Regions from separate parts of the Homo sapiens genome. Here region 1 is linked to region 2. A link is a contact called in ENCODE Hi-C or POLR2A ChIA-PET data. All regions are on one chromosome and are shown on one strand. The core of a region is the stretch at or near the end of the contact, and the rest is flanking DNA. Distances in the headings are between cores, read along the strand shown. Region 1 holds the start of EFHD2 (EF-hand domain family member D2). Region 2 overlaps ARHGEF19 (Rho guanine nucleotide exchange factor 19).

The links. Hi-C counts contacts between places; a loop is a spot of excess contacts on that map. ChIA-PET counts read pairs that join two places held with the same protein, here RNA polymerase II (POLR2A). Pooled maps may share reads with other maps.
Region 1: a pooled map shows a loop between it and region 2 (12-fold over the local background). The contact joins the promoter of EFHD2 here to the enhancer-like site in region 2. A Hi-C loop is called at or near these places in 1 of 168 maps with a recorded cell type or tissue (CD8-positive, alpha-beta T cell) and 6 of 50 pooled maps. POLR2A ChIA-PET finds 5 or more read pairs at or near these places in 1 of 52 experiments (activated T-cell).

Annotation. Positions count from the first base shown.
Region 1 is chr1:15,408,625-15,411,324 of GRCh38, forward strand. It overlaps EFHD2 (EF-hand domain family member D2), which reads left to right and starts at 1,264. Exons shown (of 4, transcript NM_024329.6): 1 at 1,264-1,655. The coding sequence starts at 1,348. All of the region lies in intron 1 of EFHD2-AS1 (EFHD2 antisense RNA 1), which reads right to left. RefSeq lists a silencer at 912-1,511 and an enhancer at 1,024-1,886.
Region 2 is chr1:16,205,309-16,208,008 of GRCh38, forward strand. ARHGEF19 (Rho guanine nucleotide exchange factor 19) reads right to left here. Exons shown (of 16, transcript NM_153213.5): 3 at 2,636-2,700; 4 at 2,367-2,469; 5 at 2,214-2,290; 6 at 1,640-1,902; 7 at 872-1,032; 8 at 623-775; 9 at 230-359; 10 at 43-117. Among named protein-coding and RNA genes, the nearest start is that of ARHGEF19, 6.0 kb to the right of the region's middle. RefSeq lists silencers at 1,218-1,287, 1,488-1,937 and an enhancer at 1,984-2,700. Within about 2 kb of position 1,348, at least 39 of the 41 ENCODE cell types and tissues checked have a DNase peak (open chromatin) inside an H3K27ac peak, as active enhancers do; they include CD8-positive, alpha-beta T cell, where a contact is called at or near this core.

The DNA of each region.
Region 1 (2,700 bases), core at 14-2,513, 800 kb before region 2:
GGTTCTTAAACACAGCAAATTGACAAATATCAACTGAGTGTCTGTTCTGTGCAAATCACTCTGTAACAGCTTGCTGGCTTTACATTCTCGAGGGCTCCCTGCCTCCAGAGCACCCTGGTTTTCGGCCCTGCACGCATCTTTTCTCTGCACCTTGGCTGGTTGGAGCAGTTTCAGTAGACAGGTCCTGATTGACCCAACATTTCAGAGAACATGCACAGAGCATAGTCCTCCTTCTAAATCAGGGATTCTCAAATTTCAGTGAGCAGAACTCCCCTGGGTGCTTGTTTACACGTAGATTCCTGGGTCCCACCCCAGAGATCAGTTTCGTCTGTCCAAATTGGAGCCTGAAAATCTGTATTATTAACCTAGGCCCCAGTGGTTCTGATGCTGGAGGTCCAGAGTTGTGCAGTTGTAAGGTGACAGCCCAGACCACAGAGATACTTATCTGAACTCTTTCCCCAGTCCTGTCCAGGAGCCGTTGGGGAGGACATCTCTCCTCTGGGGACCCCATCAAAATGGCGACATCATGATCTCCCTGTCAGTTTCCCTAAAGTACAGTCACAGGCGACAACACTGGCCCAGCAGCTATTGTGCCAAGTCATCCGTGTGATGGTGCGGGGCCTCGGGAGAGAGGACCACCAGCCCCTTCCCCTGTCCCTCACCCGCTGTCTCCAGGGGCCCTTTCAGGGGTGAAACCCAGTCCCATCTCCCTCGCAGCTGCTAGTCTGTCCTCTTCCAAGAGGCCATCGGCGCCCGCCACGGTTCACCCTAAACAGGGGTTTCTGCTCCCCAGGTCCGCCTCGGAACCCCTGCAACCCTCATTGAGAACGCCAGTGTTTAACAGCGAGTCGTTTCCATAGCAACCGACAGGGTGTCACAGACACAGGATTATGACTTCACGGCGTGGGGATTCCGGAGAAGGGGGTGGGGCGGCGCCCCCCCTCGCTTCCCCGCCCCCCGGCAAGCCCCGCTCCTCACCCAAGCCGCGGGGGAGGAGCCCTCTTCTTTCCCGCCCGGCCCCGGCCCCCAGCAGGACCCCTCCCGCTCAGCTGCTACAGTGGGCACGAAGAGGGGCATGGCTTTCGGCCGCGCTCCCCAGCCTCGCGGGGGGCAGACGACGGCGGGCGGGGCGCGCAGAGTACACTCGACCCCCGGCGGCCGGGAGCGATCACGCGCACGCCGCGCGGGCCCGGGGGCGGGGGCGGGGCGCGCGGTCCCCGCCAGGGCCCAAGTCCCACCTTCGGGGGCGGTGCCTGGCCCGGGGAGTGTCAGGAAGAGGAAGAGCGCGGCCGGCGGCGCTGCGCTGAGAGCAGGGGCCCGGCCAAGGCGAGTGCCGCGCGGGCCACCATGGCCACGGACGAGCTGGCCACCAAGCTGAGCCGGCGGCTGCAGATGGAGGGCGAGGGCGGCGGCGAGACCCCGGAGCAGCCCGGGCTGAACGGGGCAGCGGCGGCGGCGGCGGGGGCACCCGACGAGGCGGCCGAGGCGCTGGGCAGCGCGGACTGCGAGCTGAGCGCCAAGCTGCTGCGGCGCGCAGACCTCAACCAGGGCATCGGCGAGCCCCAGTCGCCCAGCCGCCGCGTCTTCAACCCCTACACCGAGTTCAAGGAGTTCTCCAGGAAGCAGATCAAGGACATGGAGAAGATGTTCAAGCAGTAAGTGCCCGCGCGACCCGGCCCCCCGCCCGCCCCGCGACCCGGTCTCGGGCCCCGAACCCCCCGATCCCCGGATCCCGCTCCGCCCCGGGAGCCTGCCGTCAGCCAAGCTTCCCCGAACCCAGACGCACCGGGGTTGGGGACCCGGCGGCCCCTTCCAGATCGAGACCCGGCATCTCACCGCGCACGTTAGTCTGGGGGACCCCCGGCCCCTGGCACGCGGCGGAGACTCGTATTTGTGCTGCCTCCGGTACACCATAGACGCGTCCACAGAGTGGGGGACCCCAGGCTTCCTTCCAGATAATCGCCAGGCCCCGCGAGCCCCACCCCCACCACCACACGTGTGGGTCCCGGGCCCTCCGCGCTGTTAGTGGGGCTTCTCCACCACCCCACACCGCACACACCGAGGCTGAGGACCCAGCGGCCTTCCTTCCCCGATCCCAGCTACTCGCGTTCCCCACCCCCACCCCAACACACGCTGGCCAAAGATACCCACCCCAGTGCCCCTCGACACCACATGCCAACCACATTCCCTCCCTTAAGGTCTTTTCGTTTCCTCTGCGATCTCAGGTCTCCCTCAAGGTGGGTTCTGGGCAGGGATCCCCCCAACTTCCTCTCCAGTTACTTAGCGTCTACCAGCAAACTGGGGGCAAAGACTTGCCCTTTCCATCCCCACCCACTCATTAGCCAGGACCCAAATCCTTCACTCACAAGTGGTCTCCTTAGGAAGGGACCCCTCGGCCCCTGTTGCCCCTCTGGTGTAAACCTCACTCCAGTCGTCCCTGTGGGCCGAGTCCCCTCCGGGTTTGGAAGGCCTCCCTCCCGCTCCTGCCCGCCCCACCCCCGTGCACCCAGCAGCTTGCAGTCACCGCTCCCCTGCTTCTGTCGCAAGGCCCCCCATCTCTCCTCCCCACTCCGTATATCCCCTTCCCTCCCCACAGGGACCCCCCATGTCCCACACCCACCCTGGTCAAAAGGGGCCCCTTCCTATGTGACTTGCCCTGTTACCCCCACCCCTACCCTTTATTCCATCAGATCCACACTG
Region 2 (2,700 bases), core at 98-2,597:
GGGGCCTCAGGAGCCAAGCAGCCCCTGCCCTGCCCAGCTCACCTCCTTGAGCGCATTGAAGGCCTTGGTGGCCATGTCTTCGTCTTCAGAGCCCTGTGCTGTCCGCTTCAGGATGTTCTGGAAGGTGGGATCAGCACAATGAGGCAGTCCTCATACTCCCGAGACCCGGCCCGCCCACAGGTGTATCTCCCTCGCCCAGCCCTCACTGTGGCCTGTCCCCTCGAGGTACCTCCACCAACATCTTGAGGCGGGTGATCCTCTGGAAGGGCAGGATAAGGAAGGAGGTAAGGGGCAGACGCTGGCACACAGGAGACTCCTCCAGGCGAGCCAGGATGCCAGGGAACCTGGGGTTCTCCAGGCTGGAAAATGGGGAGGACTCTGGAATCACAGGTAGGCCTGAATTCCTGGGATCCACAACCCTGGCCATCCACGGGGTCCTCAGGGGGCTTCTCAGCACATCCTTACTGCCCTTTGGGGTTGCATCTCACCTTATCCTGGTCACAGAGACCTTTTCAGGGACCCCTCCCCTCCCAGAGTCACCTTACGTCACCCAGCCCTCAGTGCCTACACCTGCCTGAGACTCCCTCCACGCCCCCGCCCCTTTCAGAGCCCCCAGCCCTACAGCAGGCGCTGGTAGGTGCGCTCCTGGTAGGCCTGGTTGGTGACATAGGGCAGGTAGACTCTGCGGAAGGCCGGGCAGTGGTCCAGCACCACGTCGCACACGCTGAAGCGCAGCACATCTGCCTCCAGCCGCTGCTCCAGGTCCTGCAGGAACCTGAGGAGTCAGAGCCAGGATGGAGACCCCAGATCTGGGAGCTGGCCAACCACTGGCTCCGTCCCCACCCCGGGCCAGGCCAGACCACTTCTTCACCTCTCGCTGGTGCTCTTGACCTCGGGCAGTTTGGAAAACAGCCACTGCTTGTCCTGCGCCCCCAGACACTCGCTCAGCTCGGCAGAGCCTAAGAAGTGGCCCACAGCCACCGACAGGCTGTGGATGTAGGAGGCCTCGGAGGTGATCAGCTCAAACTTGGCCTGAGGGAGGGCACACACGGGGTCGAAAGGGCAGGACCAGTTCACCTCGGAGGCCCTGGCCTCACATCCCCAGACCCCAGGACGCCACACCTCGCGTCCTCGCCCCTTCTCTAGCCCCACTCCTAATCTGGCGCCGGGCGGGCCCGGCGACCCACGTCCCGCCGCGGGAAATTGTGCAAGCCTTTCCTGTCCTCGATCCCGCCCCTCTCCTAAGCCCCGCCCCGACGCGTTCTTCCCAGAGCCCCGCCCACCCCCCAGGTCCCGCCCCTGATCCTGGCCCCGCCTTGTTCCGCGCCCACCAGGCGTTTGCTCTTCCAATGGTTCCGCTCCTCATCCGGCCCTGTCCTATCCTAGGTTTCGTCCCGCTGGCTCCGCCCCCTACCCGCACCCAAGCCCGGCTCCCCTCGCCTCTCGCTCAGCGGCTTGCTGTCCTCGCTTCCAGACGGCCTCGTGTAGTCAGGTCCTAGAGCCAACCTTCCGCGCGGACAGTCGCGCCAGCAACCCCCTTTGTGTGTCCCCCTCCCTCTATGGCCCGGTTCCCGCTAAGTCCCCGGACCGCGTACTCCCCGGCCCGCCCCCGCCCCGCCGGGTCCCCGCGCGCGCCCACCTCCTGCAGCTTGCAGTCCCGCAGGCTCAGCGTGGCCAGGACGCCGCTGCCGCGTACGTCGGGGATATCCTGCCACAGCGAGAAGGTGGAGCCTCGCGCCGAGCGCTGCGCCCGGAAGGAGCTGCTGGGGGAGAGGTTGGCCCGCGGCGGCCCCGGCCCCTCCTCTGCGCCCTCGGCCTCGTCCCCCGGGCCCTCCTCCTCGCGCTGCTGCCGCCGCAGTTCGCGGGCGCTGGCCACGTCGCTGTATTCCTGATAGAGGACGGCTGGGGGAAAGACGGGCGGGGGAGAGCGTGGGGCGCCCGCCAGCCCCTGCCCGGCTTTTCCTCGGTTCCCTCAAGAGCCCGCGTCACTTAACCTTTGCCGCGGTTCGGATATCTGGACACAGTGAATTCATTCATTCATTCATTCATTCCATAAACAAATTGAGCACCTACTGAGTGCTAGATACCGACAGTTCCATTCTCCGTTTCTCACTCGATCCCTACCTCTCAACTCTCCAAACCCTCTTTTCCCCGTTTCCACACCGCAGCCCCTTCCTCCGTTACCTCCTCCCAGGGACCCCCCTCCCACGTACAGTTAAGGAGGAATCGAGACTGGCGCCGCTCGTTGGTGCTCCTGGACCCCAAAGGCGGCTCTTCCTGTGTGTCTAGCCTAGGAAAGAGAGAGCGTCACGGCCCTAGTTCGCCTGCACCCTGTCTCGGACCCAAGCCCAAACGGGAGGTGGTACCTGGGCTCGGACCAATCGCCCTCTCGTGAGTCACCAGGGGCTGGCCGCGACACCCGGTCCCCGCTCATCTCTACACTTCGAGCCTCCATTCCAGATGCTTTCCCTGGAGAGGGCGAGAACTGAGGGTGGGGGGTCCAGAGAGTGGGCCTGGGGCCTGGGCCCCGGCCCAGGCACCCTGACGGCCTCAGGCGGCCGGTGAGTGGGCATCGCCCACCCCCACCCCCACCCGGCATCTGGCTGCCCTCAGGGCCCATGGGAGGAGCTGGTACCTTCCCGGGCTGCTCCGGTGCCTGACCCAGAGATGAGTGCCCGGGCTGCTGAATTCCGCCCCAGG